2 separate regions of the Homo sapiens genome follow, and region 2 is linked to region 1. Evidence: chromatin loops called from intact Hi-C (ENCODE). Cell type or tissue: dorsolateral prefrontal cortex. All regions are shown on one strand. Each heading gives the region's core, and the rest is flanking DNA. Links, peaks and the distances in the headings are about the cores only.

Region 1 (5,374 bases), core at 97-5,096:
ATTTGATATACAATTAGGTTCACACATTACAGTTTTCAATTGTATAAACCGTTTTCTGTATGATTTAATTGAACGGTACAAAAATCAAAGAGGATTAGAGGGTTAATGATTGAACTGTCACTTTCATGCCATCATTTTCCCCCTAGGGTTCGCTGTTTGTAACCATCTTTGTTAGTTTCTGGTTTATCTTTAAAAAAAAAAAAAAAATATATATATATATATATATATATAGAGAGAGAGAGAGAGAGAGAGAGAGAGAGAGAGAGAGGCAGGGTCTTGCTTTGTGGCCCAGGCTGGAGTGCAGTGGTATAATTATGGCTCACTGCAGGCTCAACTTCCCAGACTCAAGGGATCCTCCCGCCTTGGCCTTCCAAAGTGCTGGGAATACAGGTGTAAGCCACTGCGCCTGGCCTCGGCTTTATCCTTCTTTTTGCTAATATATACACACATATTCTTATTTCCCCACATATATGACACAAGACGCGGCCATCTATTTCTTCTGTTCTGCCCCTTGATTTTTCCCTCGCGGATGTGATATCCCGCAGATCTTGACCTATCAGTCCACAGAGATCTTCCTCTTCTTGTGGCTTCATAGTCAGCCCACTACTCGTGGACATTTTGGTTGTTTCGATCTTGTGTTATCACAAATAATGCTGTAATTAACAACACTGTGCCCAGATCGCTCTGTGCTTATGCCAGTATAAGGTTTAGATAGATTTCTAGCAGATAGGGTTGCTAGATTGAAGGGCAAATGTAGCTGTCATTTTGTTTCTATTGCTTTTAAAAATGAAATCATGTTTTTAATCCAAAGTCAATCTTCACCCATGTCAGCATGCTCTCCTGTGTTAGATGAAATAATCTCTCACACCTGTTTGGGACTGTGGATTAGGTCTTCTTTTTTCTGCTGTCTTAAAAAGTAAACTTGTTATATATGGTATATTTATTCTGAAATTTCAGATGGATTCCCCTATTCTATACTACTGAATCTTTTCTCGTGTCTGGTCATGTTTTTGCTGTCTTCTCATTCACGTGTGTGTGTCTGTGTGTGCACTCATGTGCCTGTGTCTTTGTGCATGCTCTTGTGTGTCTGTGTGTGCACGTGTGTAATGTGTGTCTCTGTGTGTGCTCATGTGTGCCTGTGTTTTTGTGTATGCTCATGTGTGTCTGTATACGTGCATGTCTTTGTGCATGCTCCCAAATATTTGTGTGTACTTGTCTGCTTGTGTGTGTATGTACATGTTTGTATATTGGGGGGGCAGAGGAACAAGTGTGTGGCATTGAGCTGTGTCAGGGGCCAATATGGTTTCCAATATTGACATATTGGTTTTTTATATTTCTTAGAAATTTCTGGATCTCCCATTAGCATCTTTTAATCTGTGAACACAATTCAGGGGAAATGGTTTACCCAAGCTGTATATTTGGGGCTTCAGGCAGCAGTGAGGTACGGAAAATAAGGGAAGCGTGAACAGTGCTGCCCAGGGTCTCAGAGGTTCAGCTGCTTCAGGTGAGGACCAGGTGATGTCATCACCAGCTCCCCCTGGATGTGCGATGTGCTCACCTGTAAGGGCGGCTGACGGGTCCGACATCATGGTCACGGTCTCTGTCACCTGTTGAGTGTGCTGAGGGCAGGCCCAGCCCTGAGCATTTCACACAAACAGACCCCTTAACCTCAAGGCCACCCCAAGGCATGGGTGCCTCAGCCTGACTCACAGATGAGCAAACCTCAGCCCCAAGAGAGGAAGCCCCCGGCCCAGGCCCCGGCCCTCCACATGTGGTCACAGCCCCCGGCCCCACTGGGCCCTTCACTTGTGACACCCACGCCTCCCTGGCCAGGCTGCTGCCACTTGCTTGGCAGGGGCTGCTCATGCCTCCAGTGTTCTCACAGAACTGGCTGGTTCTGGCCACCAGCCAGGCTGCTGACCCCGAAAATGGAAAAAGCTTTGGGGTGATCCCAAACTCCCTCCACCGAACCCATGAGCCTGCCTGCACCTCATCTGTCCTGTTGGCTGGGGCTGGGGAATTGGGGGTGGTCGTGAAGGGTGGGAAAGAGGGTCTTCCTTCCCCAGCGTCCTGTTGGCTGAGGGGGGTGTTGTGGGATGTGGAGGAGGGGCTCTTCCTCCTCCAGGGTCCTGTTGGCTGAGGAGGGGTTTGAGGGAGGAGAGGGTCTTCCTCCCCAAGGATCCTGTTGTCTGGGGTGGGAGGGGGGCTCGCGAGGGGGTGGGGGAGAGGGTCTTCCTTCCCCTGAGGGAATGGGGGATCTGGGGGGAGGTATGAGGGGTGGGGGAGAGGGTTTTCTTCCCCAAGGGTCCTGTTGGCTGGGGAGGGTGGGTATTAAGGGGCTGAGGAGAGGGTCTTCCTCCCATGGAATCCTGGCCTCAAAAGGGTCTTTCTTCTCTGGATATCAAGTTTCTCGGTTTTAAAACTCAAAGGATGAATCTAGGGGATCACCAAGGATTTACACAGCCTGGGGTATCTCTGTTCGTTCGTGCTGGTTACCCAGGGCAGGCACCTGGGGCCCAGCATATGTTTTGGGGGTAAGCGCTTCTTGGGTGCAGAGGCGCCGCCTGCCGCCCGCCGCCCGCGCCGCTTCCGCTCTCCGGCTCTAGAGGGCGCCCTAGCACAAGGAGCCGCCTCGCCCGGGCTGCTGGTGCAGGTTTCAACGCTCGTGCTCTCTCCCTGGGACCTTGGATGACAAAAAGCTGCGTGAATTTTTCACATGCATTCATGTGAAAGAAAACTGACTTTTAAAAAGTGTTATTAGAATTTGCAACTTTATGTTCTCAAAGTTTTAATTTTGCCAGAACTACAGACTTTCAGTATAAATGTACAGTGATATTTCCTGCCACCAACAATGGCTCTGTTGTCCAATGAACCGAGGACATCAAATACAGAAACACCAAAGACGCCACAAATTCAATTTGTTAGCAATCACACGAACAGTTGCTACCTGTCCCAGCAGGATCTGCTGCAGTGCCTTTTCTGTCTTCATCAGCAGGAAAACTCTTCTCGCTGGGCTTCTTTCCGTATGCCTTTTTGTATGACCTTTCAAGATTTCTGACAGCCTAAGTCACACACACACACACACACACACACACACACACACGTGTATCATATTTTAGATCAGGATAATTTTTACAGAGAAAGATTTTTTTTTTAACCGAGACAGAGTCTCGCTCTGTCGCCCAGGCTGGAGTGCAGTAGTGTGATCTCGGCTCACTTCAGCCTCCACCTCCCAGGTTCAAGCGATTCTCCTGTCTCAGCCTCTCAAGTAGCTGGACTACAGGCATGCACCACTGCGCCCTAATTTTTGTATTTTTAGTAGACATGGGGTTTCACCATGTTGGCCAACTGGTCTCGAACTCCTGACCTCAGGTGATCTACCTGCCTCAGCCTCCCAAAGTGCTGGGATTACAGGCGTGCATCACCACGCCCAGCGTGGTGATTTTTTTTTTTAATACTGTGTTTCCCCATGCATTTAACAAATTGTGGTTCCCTATGACAGTGGCTAGGGGTGAAGTCATGGAGCTCCGTGTGTTTGTGTGCCCATACCCACTCCCAGACAAGAGCATGGACGAGCTGATTGTAAAAACATGCCTTTGCCAAAGCGCAGTGCCATAGGACATCAAGGCCTCTGGGCTGCATCGCAGAAAAAATGTGCCACAAACTGGCCACTCTTCCCCATGCTCACTGAGGACACAGAATAGGAACAATTACTTACCGAGAAGAGAAAGGCTTTCATGAGAAAGAGAGAAATGAAGAAGCAGGCAAGATCATCCAAAGTCCATACCAGTGCTGCTGAAAAGGAAATTGTCTTTCCAAGCACAGCGACACCGCGAAACTCAACAAAGTGACGGGCTCAACGCAGTGGCAGCCTCTGCCAGGGCTCTGGGCCACCGGAATTCCCTGCCTCCTTCGGCTTGGCCACCACGAGCTCCTCCCCAGGGCTCTGTTCTGTCCTTGGCTTTCCTTTCTCAAGCAGTGCTCTGGATTTCCGTAGCCTGGCAACGAGGTTAGGGGGTGGTGGTTGAGGGAAAGAAGCCCTGAGCTGGTGGTTTGTCAAAGGCACTTGGAAACCCAGCCAAAGGAGTCCTGGCTGGGAGTTACGGAAAGGAGAGAGAGACATCACAGAAAAACCATTTTCTACATGCCTTTGTCTTTATTTTGCCTTGTCTTTCTTCCACTGGCACCTATATTAATCTCTCCTTGAGGTTAGCAAATACTCTTATTTTTAAATTAAGATACATAATTCACATACCATAAAAATCACCCTTGATACAATTCAGTGGTTTTTAGTATTTTTCCAAGGTTATGCAACTGTCTTCACAATCAATTTTAGAACATTTTCACTGCCCCATAAGCCACCCAGTACCCATTAGCAGTCACTCCCCATTTCCCTGTTGTTAGCTCCTGGCAACCACTAATCTCCTTTCTGGCTCCATAGATGTTATGGGCTGAAAGTGTGTCCCCCAAAATTCACATGTTGAAGCCCCAGCTCCCCATACCTCAGAGTGCGACTGTAGTTGGAGATGGGGCCTTTAAAGAAGTGACTAAGTTAAAATAAGGTTGGATGGGTGGGCCCTGATCCAAACTAACTGGTGTCTTTGTAAGAAGAGGGCACTAGGACTCTGGCTGTGCGGGCACAGAGGGGCGACCATGTGAGGACACAGTGAGAAGGCGGCCATCTGCAAGCCAAAGAGGGAGGCCTCACCAGGTGTCAGCTCTGCTGACACCTTGATCTCAGACTTCCAGCCTTCAGAACTGTGAGATGATAAGTTTCTTACTTAACCCACTCTGTCTGTGGCACTTGGTTATGGCAGCTCTGGCAGATGAACGCGATAGATTTTCCTCTTCCAGATGCTTCACATAAATAGTCATACAATATGTGGTCTTCTGCATCCGGTGTCTTTCACTTAGAATAACATTTTCAAGTTTCATCATGTCGTGCATATATATAAGTATTTCATTCCTTTTTATGGCTGAATAATGTTCCATTGTGTGGACAGACCACATTTTGATTATCCACTCATCAATTGGCAGACATTTGGACTGTTTTCACTGTTTGACTATTATGAATAATGCTGCTATGAAAATCATATATAAGGTTTTTTGTGAACATATATTTTCGGTTATCTTGCGTAACTGATTCCACCTAGAAGGGGAATTTCTGGGTCATGTGATAACTCTATGTTTAACTTCTTAGGAAACCACCAAATTGTTTCCCAAAGCATCTGCACTACTTCACGTTCCCACCAGCAACATATAAGGGCTCCAATTTCTCCACATCGTAGCCAACACTTGTAATTGAAATCTTTTTTATTAGAGGCATTCTAATGAGTGTGAAGTGATATCGTGTTGTGGTCAAGGTATTCTTTGA
Region 2 (5,374 bases), core at 190-5,189, 360 kb after region 1:
GTGTTGCCCGCAGGTAGCTATGTGAGATGATGGGTGTGTTCATTAGCTTGATTGTGGGAACCCTTACATGAGGTATACCTACAGCAAACACCATGGGGTGTCCCTTAAATTATGCAACTTTTGGCTGCACGGGGTAGCTCACGCCTATAATCCCAGCACTTTGGGAGGCTGAGGTGGGCAGATCACCTGAGATCAGGAGTTCGAGACCAGCCTGACCAACATGGAGAAACCCCTTCTCTACTAAAAATACAAAATTAGCCGGGCATGGTGGCGCATGCCTGTAATCCCAGCTACTCGGGAGGCTAAGGCAGGAGCATCCCTTGAACCTGGGAGGCAGAGTTGCAGTGAGTGGAGATCATACCATTGCACTCCAGCCTGGGCAACAAGAGCGAAACTCCATCTCAAAAAAAAAAAAAAAATTTCTTTGTCAATTATACCTCAACAAAGCTGGAGAAAATAAAAAGAATGAATGAGGAAGGACATACAGAAATCAACAGCAACAACACAGAGGAGAAAGACCAGAAGACAGACACAAAGACCAGGAGACCAAGAAGGAACTTAACCCAAAGGAAAGGAAACTGGGAGCCCGAGCTTAGTGAGGGAGGAGAAAGCAGGGACAGACAGCGCAACTCAGGAACAGGGTCGGGGAGAGGCAGAGGCACACTGAGCGGTGTGGGGAGGCCAGAGGACAACGTGGACTCAACATGGGCGTGAAATACCTCGGGGCCGGGCGCAGGGGCTCATGCCTGCAATCCCAGCATTTCGGGAGGCCGAGATGGGCAGATCACTTGAGCCCAGGAGTTCAAGGCCAACTTGGGCAATATGGCAAAACCCATGTTTTCTCTACTAAAAAATACAAAAATTAGTTGGATGTGGTGGTGTGTGCCTGTGGTCCCAGCTACTTGGGAGGCTGAAGTGGGACGATCACTTGAACCTGGGAGGCGGAGACGGCAGTGAGCTGAGATCGTGCCACTGCACTCCAGCCTGGGTAACAGAGTGAGAGCCCATCTCAAAAACACCAAAAACCAAAAAACAACCTCAGAGGAGATTGCCTAAGTCCACAGAGCAAGAAAGGAAATTGGGGCAGAGTAAAGGGGTGAGTTTCTTCTTCTACCTCTGGCCAGTGTGTAAGGATGGGATGCTCAGAGCTAGCAGTACTTTGGGCCCATGAGGTCATGCTAAGCATGGCACAGCAGAAAACTGGAAACATTTTGGATCCTTGATAACACTGTTGAGTTACTGCATTAACCAAGTCTGCAGCCAAACCGCTTTGAGGCTTACTTCTGTGGAAAATAAATCTTCTCGTTGAGCTGAGTTTTCTGTCATTAGCAGCCAAAGGAATCCTAACTGATATACTGAGCAAGGCATTCGTTATTCACTCGGTTAATCCAGACTTAAATCTAGTTACTAAATCTAAATTTTTATAAAAGTTACTTACAGATTATTTAATAGTCATAATATTTGTAAAACATTATGGTAGAAAATGCTGTGAGATTATAATTACAGTTATAATTATAGGATGGAAGAATTACTTGTTTGAATTTATTCACGTATCATGCATTTCATGATCTCTTCCTCTGTACTCAGCACTGTGCCCTCTCACAAGATCATCACGGGCTAGTGACAAATGATCAGATACAAAAATATACTATGAGTCAGCGGAACGTGCCACGCTTTAAGGCAGACAAACATGCAGCTGGCCCATGGGGAGGGAGGAAGGACTAGAGGGACACGGGGACGGTTTTTCAAACCAGGCAAGTGGAGACGAGAGCAGAAAGAAAGAGCAGCTTGCGCAAAGGCCCTGGGGTGAGTGACACTGTGTGGGCAGAGTGTGGGCTCAGGGCGTGGGGTCAGGCAGAGGGAATGACGTTTGTTCTCAGCTTAACAAAGAGGCCACTGAAACGTGAAGCCAAGGACGACAGGGACACACTTGCATTTGAGAAAGTTCTCCTGGCAGCAGGGTGCACAGCAGAGGAAGCAGATTCGGGGAGGTGCCCCTGTGACAGTCTTGTGGGGCAGGACAGTGTCCTCATGAAGAGCAAACCGCAGTGGCCACAGTGATGGAGAGCAAGAGGCCGAGGTGGGCAGTAACACTGGGAGCAGAACTTGCCGCAGACCCACGGGCTGAGGGGAAGGAAATGGGGCCGGACGTTTCCAGGATAAGTCCTTGCGTCCACAGGCGCCACCTCTGAGTTGCTCCTCCCCCTTCCTCATCCCTCCATTTTACCACCTCGAAATCAAAATCGAAATCGAAATCGCTGAGCTTTTACACAGTTCACTCAGATGCTTCCCTGTAAATCCATGACTTGCAAAACTGTCAGGTTTTATTCCAACATGACCACAAACATGGAAAAACAAAGACATGTGTAAATTATGTGAGATGAGAAAATAACACATAACTCTAAAAAGGGAATTTCATTTGCAAATGTTTTTTGAGGCAGAATCTCACTCTGTCCCCCAGGCTGGAGTGCAGTGGTGTGAACTCAGCTCACTGCAACCTCCTCCTCCTGTGATTGTTGAGTCGCTGGGGCTACAGGTGTGCGCCACCTTGCCCAGCTAATTTTTGTACTTTTAGTAGAGATGGGGTTTTGCCATGTTGACCAGGCTGGTCTCGAATTCCTGACCTCAAGTGGTCCGCCCACCTCAGCCTCCCAAAGTGCTGGGGTTACAGGTGTGAGCCACTACACTCAGTGTTCATTTGCAGATTTTTTTAGTGTTTGGTATAGTTTCACACCATAAATACCTCACATCCTTAAAAATCCACAGGAAAAAAACTAATATTCAAGAACTAGAACAATTTTTTAAAATATGAGGAAAATGAGACCATAATTTTTAAATTATAATAATTTTAAAAAGACTTGTGATAACGGAGAGCCAACGGTAGTACGTGAAAGTGACCGTGTGGGGCATACTTGGTTGTATTCATGTTTGTGACTCACTAATTATCAATCACTTCTCTCCCACGTACACCTTGGCATGAATGAGTTAGAGAACCACGGCAGGAGCCCAGTGTCATTCATCAACCCAGGTCCTCTGCGCATCTACTGTGCCTGCTGCTGTGGGCTGTGCTGAGGCTGGGATCTGAGGGGCTGGGCACAGCAGGGACTCCTGCCCTGACGGGCACTGCAGTCTCTGGGGTAGCACAGACAAGCCAGGGTGCGTTCACTCCCAGGCAGGAAGGGCTTTAGAGGGGAGAGAAAGCCCTACGGGAGCCCCCAGAGGAGCCCTTAGTCTCGCAGATGACTGCTACATTCACAGGCTATGATGAGCAAGCGCCAGCCAGATACACAGGGACAGACAAGGGTGTTCCGTCAGGGAAGCTCAGGCTAAAGGCCAGTGAGAGCATGGTCCTGAGGAGGTTCATTTGGCTGCTGTGTGAGGGTGTGTTGGAGTGGGGACAGGGCAGAAGAGGGGTGCTAGGTCACATGGTAGAGAGCCCCATGGAGTTTACCCCAGAAGAGGAGGAAGAGCCCGGGAGGCTTTGGCAGGAGGATGCCATGAGCATCACCTGGGTGTGTCTGCAGAAGGACGTTCAACTCTGAGCCTGCCCACCTACTGCGCTCACCCCAGGACAAGCCACCATCCCCACCCTGGGGAGAAGGCTGCATCCACCCCAGGAGGGTGACCTGGGTGTGTCCGGTAAAGGGTGTCTTAAGTCTGACCCTGCTCGTCTTCTGCGTCCACTCCAGGACAAGCCACCAACCCTACTCTAGACCAGGGTGGTCACCTGCTAGCTTGGCCGCCCATGGCCATTCCACATAAATCCAAATCCAATCATCCACTTCTCTGCTTATAACTCTTCCAGGCTTCTTACTTTCTTGCCAGTAAAGTATAATAAAACCCAAACTCCTCGTTCTGCCTACACTGACTCTGCTACAAAGACCCTGGGTCTCACCACCTACCGCCCATCCCGCCCTGCCCCACCCTGCTCCTGGGCTCCACCAGCCTGGCCTTCCCTTCATTCTTGGAACCGCCAAGGCCGTCCCACCTCCAGCCTTGGGTTCTGGCTCCTTCCTCTGCCTGGGCCCCTGTTCCAGCTCGCTCTCAAGCTTTGGCTTCCAGCTTGAATCAGTACCTCCCTGCAGAGGCCTTTCTGGATAGCCTATCTCGGACAGGCTTGAATCAGCGCCTCCCTGCAGAGGCCTTTCTGGATAGCCTATCTCAGACAGGCTTGAATCAGCACCTCCCTGCAGAGGCCTTTCTGGATAGCCTATCTCAGACAGGGCCTCTCTCCACTACTCTCTAGAACACCTCATGCTCATTTTCTTTACAAAACTTCTGATAATATGTGATTCTTCTTCCTTTTCTCCTCCTCCACATATTTCTCCTCCTCCTCCTCCTTCTCCTCTTCCTCTTCCTCCTTCTCCTTCATCCTTTTCACCTTTTAAATGCTTGTCTCCAGTAATCACAATATAAGGCCCTAAAGGACAGGAACTTTAACATCCCAGAGGCTGCTGTGACACAGAGCCCAGCTCACAGTAGGCACTCCGTGGATATCTGCTGCCCTTGTTGAATAAAGACATTGGGGAACGAGGCCAGGAGAAGCAGGGTGTGGCCGAAGGGAAGTGGATGAACTCCAGGGTTAAATTTAGAACAAACAGGATTTCAGGATTGATCATTTGAAAGGAAAGTTTCTACCAACTCCCTGAGATACACTAAGTTTGAAAATTTCAAGGACAAATAGCTATAGGCCAATTTTTAAAAAAAAGTGCTGAGAGGCTGTTCCAAAACCCTGACACTGCTCCGGTCTCTGAGAACACAGGATGGCCTGGAGAGTAAAGGAGGGGAGCATGCAGGGGAGGAAATTCGGCAGCATCTGTGCTGAGCACCCTTCCTCTCCACCACCTAAAGGGCTGGGGAGGTGCCGCCTCTGTTGTTGTAGCCCAGGCAGGATGACTTTGTGGGGCCCCTTGGGGAGTGCTGATATGCTAGGACCAGGTGGCTTAGGTCTGGCTTCCACTGGGACCATCTGGAGGGGAACGCGAGGAGGACAGAGAGGCTGTGTGGTGGCTGACCCTGTCCGCGCAAGGCTTGTTGGCCAAGGACACACGAGTGCTTCCTACAGGCCGGGCCTGGGCCAAGGAGGGGCCATGCGAAGTCCTCAGAGACCCTGCCTGGAGTGAAGCCAACAGGGACCTCCAGGAGAGAAGGGTCAGGCTGGGGAAGAGAGGAGATCAGTCGAAGCCCATTCTCTCCCCTCCTCTTCCTCATTCCTGGCTCTGGCCCTGAGAGGAACAATGAGCCGAGAGGAACAATGAGCAGGTGCCAGGTCGGGGGAGAGGGTGGTAGGGGACACACAAGGTGGAGAGTAGGAGAGCCAGCAAGCTCAGACTGCAGGCTGCCTGCGCAGGTCTCTGAAAGGGACCCATCCTGA

The links. Hi-C counts contacts between places; a loop is a spot of excess contacts. Peaks named below come from ENCODE experiments on the same cell type or tissue, not always from the same donor. Only the 100,000 strongest peaks of a DNase experiment are listed, where the experiment ranks them.
Region 2: it touches region 1 in a loop (2.1-fold over the local background); 7 of 110 quality-filtered maps call a loop at or near these places.

Annotation. Positions count from the first base shown.
Region 1 is chr6:166,273,263-166,278,636 of GRCh38, forward strand. It overlaps LOC105378118 (a long non-coding RNA gene), which reads right to left and starts at 3,849. Exons shown (of 3, transcript XR_943242.3): 1 at 3,719-3,849; 2 at 2,948-3,062; 3 at 2,615-2,683. RefSeq lists an enhancer at 1,869-2,368. In dorsolateral prefrontal cortex, for the core only: CTCF peaks have their summits at 2,603 (motif pointing right), 2,807 and 3,901; DNase peaks (open chromatin) are centred at 1,819, 2,629 and 3,919; H3K4me3 peaks cover 1,846 bases; H3K27ac peaks cover 2,597 bases.
Region 2 is chr6:166,632,209-166,637,582 of GRCh38, forward strand. It overlaps LOC107986671 (a long non-coding RNA gene), which reads left to right and starts at 1,424. Exons shown (of 3, transcript XR_001744466.2): 1 at 1,424-1,806. It also overlaps a transcript of RPS6KA2 not described here. In dorsolateral prefrontal cortex, for the core only: no CTCF peak of the experiment used is centred there; no DNase peak of the experiment used is centred there.